2 separate regions of the Homo sapiens genome follow, and region 1 is linked to region 2. Evidence: read pairs that join two places in POLR2A ChIA-PET (ENCODE). Cell type or tissue: OCI-LY7. All regions are shown on one strand.

Region 1 (4,000 bases), 230 kb before region 2:
CCTTTGAACTGGTGTTGCCATCTTGCTGCTGTCATAATCAGTGAGCTAAACACATCTTTGACAAGGGCTCACTTATGTTATATTCTTCACTATTTGAAAATTATATTTGACATCCTTAACACAGTTGTAGCAGGCTTTCAAAATGACTTTGCTAAATATGAAAGAATGGGAATAAACAGAAGAAATTTTAAAAGTATAAAAAAACCATCTCATCCATCCAGCTGCCCACTCACACCCTCAGACATCTCTAAAGTTAGACCATGAAGCAGATCAGAATTTGCTCTGAAGCCATTTTGAAATCTGGGGTTTGACTTTTCCACCAGAGGATGGGCAGGACTGTCGAGGATAGCTGTGGGCATGTCCTCCCTCTTCTGGATCCCCCTACTGCCCCCCCAACCCCCCACCCCCGTCCCCTACTTGGATGGGACTTGATCTCTTCCAGTGCCCAAGAGTACAACCGCACCCTTACTCCTTAACGTGACTCAGATCTGACAGCTGGGAAATCCTCAGCCTCAGCAAGTTGCCCTTTCTGTTAACCTTTGCATCTAAATAGCTCAAGCTATGCATTCCTGGGGTTTTGTTCTGGTGGCCAGCTCCCATTCCCATTTCCTATTCCCACTGAATTCCTGTGCTTTGCACTGTGGCTGTTCCCTTCTCTTGGTCCTACCACTGGACCCTAGATCCCTCTTGATTTCTTGGAGCCGTAACTTGCCCAAAGCAGCTGTGTGCAGCAGATCTCTATACAGCTTTGGAGAGACGTTCCTCCCAACACTGCACAGCCACCATTTTCACATTGACTGCTAGAATCCAGAAGCATCCCTGCCATTTTGGATGTTTTGCTGGCTCTCCCTTCTCAGGCCTCACACTGGGCTACCTGCACATTAAGTCAGCCCCTCCACTTTCCTTCCTCTAAACCAAGCTTGTCAAACCCGTGGCCCAGGATGGCTTTGAATGTGGCCCAACACAAATTCGTAAACTTTCTTTTTTTTTTTTTTCCTTCAAGAACCGAACAGCAGTGAAAATGTTCATAAAATTTCTTAAAACATTATGTGGTTTTTTTTTTTTTTGAGTTTCTTTTTAAGTTCATCAGCATCATTAGTGTTAGTGTATTTTATATGTGGCCCAAGGCAATTCTTCTTCTAATGTGGCCCAGAGAAGCCAAAAGATTGGACACCCCTGCAAACCTTTCCACAGTCCCTCCCTTCTCTTCCCTGACCCTCTTTCCAGAACCATCTCCAGGAATTCAATATTCATCCTACCTTACTGGGCAGGACAATTCAAAATTATCTCCCAAAGGTCTCACATCCAAATACCCTCTTTGTGCAGCCCATTCTGCCCCGAAGCTGAGTCTCACCGTCAGCAACCCTAGGGGCCAGCAAGGTAATTTTCTAAACTAAGAACCATTTCCCCTCAACGTAAGACATTTCTCTTAGTAAGAAGTAAAATGTTCTCCCACTACACGTGAAAGAACAATACAAATATATGGCAAAATGGAGGAAGAGAAGAAGAATTTTTTTTTTTTTTAGTGTCACGTAGCTCCCTGGGAAACTGCCTTTAATTCACCATATTTATACTCTCTCTCAGAGCCCCAGAAAGACCTGGATTAAGAATTTCCCACGGCGAGGCACTGTGGCTCGCACCTATAACCCCAGCACTTTGGAAGGCCAAGGCAAGAGGATCACGTGAGGTCAGGAGTTTAAGACCAGCCTGGCCAACATGGTGAAACCCCCTCTCTACTAAAAATACAAAAATTAGCTGGGCGTGGTGGTGTGCACCTGTAATCCCAGCTACTCGGGAGGCTGAGGCATGGGAATTGCTTGAACCCAGGAGGTGGAGGTTGCAGTAAGCCAAGATCGCACCACTGCACTCCAGCCTGGGTGACAGACTGAGGCTCTGTCTCAGGAAAAAAAAAAAGAATTTCCCTCTAGGGAAGATGAGGTTTTCCCAAAGGCAAGGCAAACCTTTTTGGCACAGGTAATTTGTGTCCTAGTCCACTCATGTAGTCTAAGGGCTCTTAGCTGGGGACCCTCGGGAGACGCTGTCAGCAGCTACCGCAGTAGTCAGTACTGAAGCAGCTGCATGAAACTTGCTGAGGCAACAAAATGCCCCTGCAGTGGGTGTCAATTCATCATCCCCACTTTTCAGCCGGCAAAGAAATCCAGAAACAGTTAAACTGCATGTTGCAATTTCTTAAAATAGAACTTCCTAGTTTTAAGTTTCATCAAGCCTTCCATTGGTTTTACAGTATTATGCTTATGTCCTTCCCTCTCACATTGATTCTCCTTTTAATTATATTTTCTTCCTTTTTTTTTTTCTTTTTCACATCAGATGGATAATGTGCCGATGCCATAACAAGGTTTGAGGGAGGCACAGCTCACATGGGAACGCGAAAACCCAGGCATGATGCTTATGAACTACAGAAGGATCACATTGTCCCAGTGTTCACACTACTTTTAGGAGATTGCCCTCTGTGTGGAAAAGCTGGCCTAAGAAAGCTCTATGTTAACTTTGTTGCTGACTTTGATACTGGGGGCCACCAGACTGTAATTAGTCAATTTGGGCTGTTGTAACAAAATACTATAGGCTGAGTGTTTAAACAGGAATTTACTTCTCATAGTTCTGGAGGCTGGAAGTCTAAGATCAAGGTGCCAGCAAGTAGGTTTCATTCTGAAGCCTCTTCTCTTGGCTCACAGGCAGCCATCATCTTGCTGTGGGCTCACATGACCTCTTTGTGGTAGGAGAGCAAACTCTCTGGTGCCTCTTCTTATAAAGACCCCAATCTCATTATGAAGGCCCCACCCTCATGAGCTCATCTAACTCTATCTCCAAAAGAAAATACTACCGTATTGGGGGTTAGAGCTTCAACATGTGAATTTGGGGTGGGGGGGGTATAATTCAGTCCACAGCATAGGGTCTGTTTCCCAGTCTCAGCCTTTGGGGCAGTATCTTCAATTTCCAATCACATGATGTGAATTGACAACCAAGACCACAAGTTATGACTTAAACTCCACAAAGTTTCCCTCTTACATTCCATTACTAGAAACAAGGAAGCATTTTAAAAACTATTACCCTAGTTTTTTGCAGTCCTCTTAAAATACTTCACCAGATAGTAGATAGCAGCATTCTTTTGTATTTTGAAGTTTCTGCAGCATGGTCTTCTAAAGAAAAAGAGCTTCAGGCCAGGCGCAGTGGCTCATGCCTGTAATCCCAGCACTTTGGGAGACCAAGGCGGGCAGATCACCTGAGGTCAGGAGTTCGAGACCAGCCTGGCCAATATGGTGAAACCCCATCTCTACTGAAAATACAAAAAAAAAATTAGCAGGTGGGCCAGGTGCGGTGGCTCACTCCTGTAATCCCAGCACTTTAGGAGGCTAAGGCAGGCAGATCATGAGGTCAGGAGTTTGAGACCAGCCTGGCCATCATAGTGAAACTCCATCTCTACTAAAAATACAAAAAATTAGCCAGGCATGGTGGCGGGCGCCCATAATCCCAGCTACTCAGGAGGCTGAGGCAGGAGAATTGCTTGAACTCGGGAGGCAGAGGTTGCAGTGAGTCGAGATTGTGCCACTGCACTCCAGCCCGGGCGACAGTGCAAGACTCCATCTCAAAAAAAAAAAATGAGCCAGATACGGTGGCGGGTGCCCGTAATCCCAGCTACTCAGGAGGCTGAGGCAGGAGAATCGCTTGAACCCAGGACGGAGAGGTTGCAGTGAGCCAAGGTAGTGCCATTGCACTCCAGCCTGGGCAACAGGAACAAAAACTCAGTCTCAAAAAAAGAGAAAAAAAAAAAAAGAGCTTCATACTAGATAAAGGACGAAGATGACAGTAATTTCCTCTTTGTCACGATCTAAAAACATCACAAAATGCTACATGTTAAAATACATTAAAAATACACGACTTTCTTTCCACCTTTTGATATTTTCATTTATGAGCTATGATTCATAAGAATGCTCTGTCACTGGAAAAGCACAAAAATCAAATTCACTGTGGCATGTTTACG
Region 2 (4,000 bases):
CAGCAGTGTGAAGAGGAAAACAGTGACCAATGGGCAAGAAAAAGGCCAGGCACAGTGGCTCATGTCTGTAATCCCAGCACTTTGGGAGGCAAGGTGGGCAGGCCACTTGAGGCCAGGAGTTTGAGACCAGCCTGGCCAACATGGCAAAACCCCATCTCTACTAAAAGTACAAAAACTAGCCAGGTGTGGTGGTGCACACCTATAATCCCAGCTACTCAAGAGGCTGAAGCACGAGAACTGCTTGAACCCAGGAGGCAGAAGTTGCAGTGAGTCGAGATCGCGCCACTGCACTCTAGCTTGGGTGACAGAGCAAGACTGTCTCCAAAAATAAAAGGGAGGGGGGAAGGGGGCAAAGAAAAATTCCTGTACTAAAGACTATGACACAACCAAAAAGTAAACTGACAGGTGTATACTAAAATCCTCAAGCAAGGCAAATTGATCTTGGTGATATATAATTCCAAGAACTCCAACCTTAATTTTCTTCCTGAAATATTTTGTCTTTTGGGTTTTCATTTTTAGGGATATTATGTCTAATTTCACCATGAAAAATACAAGTAGGTTTCACTTCACATAAATTGTTTTCAAGAGAAACTATACTCTGAAAAGTAAAAGATATATTTTATAAATGATTTTTCACTGAGAACATAGGGAAAGAAAATGAGTTTTACACCAGGGAGAATTGTACTCAACCCTCTGGCCCTGCTACTAACTTGTATGACCTTTGTCTTCATTTATTTACCTTAAAATACATTTTTTAAGAACTGGCATATAATAGGTACTTTTTCTATTTTTATTTTTTGAGACAGAGTCTCACTCTGTCACGTAGGCTGGAGTGCCAGTGATGCAATCATGGCCAACTACAGCCTCAACTCCCTAGGCTCAAGTAATCCTCCCACCTCAGCCTCCCAAGTAGCTGGGACTACAGGTACATGCCACCATGCCCAGCTAATTATTGTAATTTTTGTAGACAGGGTCTCTATGTTGACTAGGCTAATCTCAAATTCCTGGCCTCACGCAATCCCCCAAGTCTTGGCCTCCCAAAGTGCTGGGATTACAGGCATAAGCCACCGTGCCCAGCTAAGCGGTACTCTTAACAAATGGCTATTGGTATGATTATCAAAGGGATTGCTAGCTATATAAATTTTTCCCAGGAGGGCCTTTGGGCAATAAAACTACATGTTACTATGCCAGAAAATACTTGACCAGTTAGGTTTCATAGTTCCTATGGAATTCTTGGTTCTAAGGATATTTGTGTTTAGTAGAAAGAGCTTTAAATAAGAAAAAAGAACACTTCTTTTCAGGTATTTAATTTTCTTAACTTCCAAAAGATAGAAAATACTACCTGGCATATCTCACACTTAATACTCCACAAGCAGATATATATGTTCCTTCGTCAGACAGAATTGTGCTTTCCTATATTTCCATAACTACGTACCAGAAACTGGCCAGCAATACTTGAAATTGCAACTTGGGCTATCCAACCATGGTGGTATGATGCAAGAGCAGCTTACTCCCCCTGATATTTAAGAGGCATATGCTGTGCAAGAGCTAGAAAATCAGCCAGCACCACCTAACCACAATGTGCTATTCTCACTTCCTCTCTGAGTCAAGTTTGCTAATCAACTCCTCAAAGAAAGGCCATAGTGATATTCCATCAGGTAAAAGGGAAGAGCACAGGCTTGTTCTCTTTAAGGCTGGGACAACTGCCAGGACTTTTCTGAATAAGACCTACTCTTTATGTGTATCCTTGCAATCATAAGATGTAGAATGTAAATGAATATACAAGCTAGGAATGGTTTCCTTAAAAAATGTGAAGTGCATATTCTCTGCTTGAAGGAAAGAAGACAGGAAATAGCATCCAACCCAACTACAGAGTAACTTAACAGCAGTCAGATTCAGAAAATGTGCTAACCCAATTTTCAGGCACAATTTTCTGGCCCTTCAAAGGCTGGAAATAAATGCAAGCATTCTGAGCTTGATTTCTCTTGGGAATGGCAGAGAAAGTTAAAGTTTTCTCCAAATTAAGCTTCATTTATCTACTTACGTTCTTAGAAACTGTAAAAGAAAATCAATATAAGTTTTTCAAAATACATACACACAACTATATATGCTGTGTATATGAGTATACATAAACTGTCTTTCATTAGAAATGAAATTTTAAGGAAGGTGGCCAACAAATCTAACATTAAAAAAATAAGGAAACAGGCTAGGAGTGATGCCTCACACCTGTAATCTTAGCACTTTGGGAAGCCAAGGCAGGCAAATCACTTGAGGTCAGGAGTTCAAGATCAGCCTGGGCAACATGGTGAAACCCCGGCTCTACTAACAATACAAAAATTAGCCAGGCGTGGTGATGTATGCCTGTAAGTCCAGCTACTTGGGAAGCTGAGGCATGAGAATTTGCTTGAATCCAGGAGGCTGAGGTTGCAATAAGCCAAGATCGTGCCACTGTACTCCAGCCTGGGCAACAGAGCAAGACTCCGTCTCAAAAATAAATAAATAAATAAATAAATGATAAAAAATAAAATATCAAAAAATAAAACATTTAAAAAAGAAACAATCATGCCTAGATAACAGAAAATTGGAAAAAAGAAAGCCATACGTTATTGTGATAAATTCTACAACAAAATTCAAAGCCATTTTCAATTTCTCAGTTATTGGAGTATTGCTGCTATTATTAACAATATCTTCATTACTTAATACATTTTGATTCATCGTTTTTTGGTTATTTTTGTTGTTGTTGTTGTTTGTTGCTGTTGCTGTTTGAGACAGAGTCTCACTCCGTCACCCAGGCTGGAGTGCAATGGCGCCATCTCGGCTGACTGCAACCTCCGCCTCCTGGATTCAAGCAATTCTCCTGCCTTAGCCTCCCAAGTAGCTGGGATTACAGGTGCATGCCACCACGCCCGACTAGTTTTGTATTTTTAGTAGAGATGGGGTTTCACCATGTTGGCCAGGCTGGTCTTGAACTCCTAACCTCAGGTGATCCTCCCATCTCGGCCTCTCAAAGTGCTGGGATTACAGGAGTGAGCCACCATGCCCAGACTGATTCACCAGTTTTTAAGACCACTATCCAAGGACAACTCTGTGAGGCAGACCGAATTAGTTCTGTTTTATATGTGAAAAACTGAGAAAAATATGTTAAGTGACTTATCTAACAGTACAAAACTAGTTAATGTGACAGCCAAAACTGGAACATAAGTCTTCTAACTCCTAGATCTTTCTACTAATCCAGTGGTTTCAAATTTTATTTTACCCCCAGAATCTTCTTTCAAACTAATTTTTTGTAGAATCCCACTAATTTAACAGATAAAACTGGAGCTCCTCCAACTAAAATGGCTATTAGGGCCAGAGCCATGTATATTTCAGTTGGCTTCTCCCTCCCCCATGATGGGCTTTGAGACTTCTGGGTAACATCATAACTCCAAGGAGCAAAATGTAAACCATTAAAAGTTATCTCCCTAATTGCCCAAGGAAATCCATAAAGTTCTAATCCAAATATGAATAAGACTAATAACCAGTAAAATGATACCTCTCGCAGCTACCATATCTAAGACTTTCATAATCATAAATATATATTAATGGAAATAAAAGTTATATCCCATACATACCATTCCAAAGATCATGGCCACATAGAGTTTACTAATTACAAAACTGCTCCTATGCACTGTGTGACAGAATGGGAAGGAGCTGGGCAGGGTGTATCCCATTTATTTGGCAATATTACCATCTCGTTTATAATTCTACCTAAGCTATTTGTTTCCCAAGTTAAATATAGATACCTTCCTTCAAATAAAATCTTATGCAGAGAGCATCTTATGAGCTATTCTATTGTAGTTAAATGAGGCAGGGGGCAGGCAAAGCCAGACAAGCCTCTCCAAAGCAGCCCAGGCCTCTTGGAACATTACGACAGAGGCATGACTAGCAAAAATAAAGGATTATTTCCAAGTTTCCAAGTGGTTCTTGAAATGCAAATGGTAAAGAGCATACACTGTTGATG

Evidence for each region. Peaks named below come from ENCODE experiments on the same cell type or tissue, not always from the same donor. Only the 100,000 strongest peaks of a DNase experiment are listed, where the experiment ranks them.
Region 1: POLR2A ChIA-PET joins it to region 2 with 11 read pairs; 3 of 35 experiments call an interaction of 5 or more read pairs at or near these places.

What each region holds. Positions count from the first base shown.
Region 1 is chr2:62,263,421-62,267,420 of GRCh38, reverse strand. LOC105374761 (a long non-coding RNA gene) reads right to left here and starts at 3,196. Exons shown (of 3, transcript XR_940140.3): 1 at 3,070-3,196. LOC124906156 (small nucleolar RNA U13) reads right to left here and starts at 2,426; the gene lies at 2,323-2,426. In OCI-LY7, no CTCF peak of the experiment used is centred here; no DNase peak of the experiment used is centred here.
Region 2 is chr2:62,037,053-62,041,052 of GRCh38, reverse strand. The region is part of intron 2 of COMMD1 (copper metabolism domain containing 1); the gene reads right to left. Among named protein-coding and RNA genes, the nearest start is that of COMMD1, 130 kb to the right of the region's middle. In OCI-LY7, no CTCF peak of the experiment used is centred here; a DNase peak (open chromatin) is centred at 1,542; H3K4me3 peaks cover 1,170 bases; H3K27ac peaks cover 2,191 bases.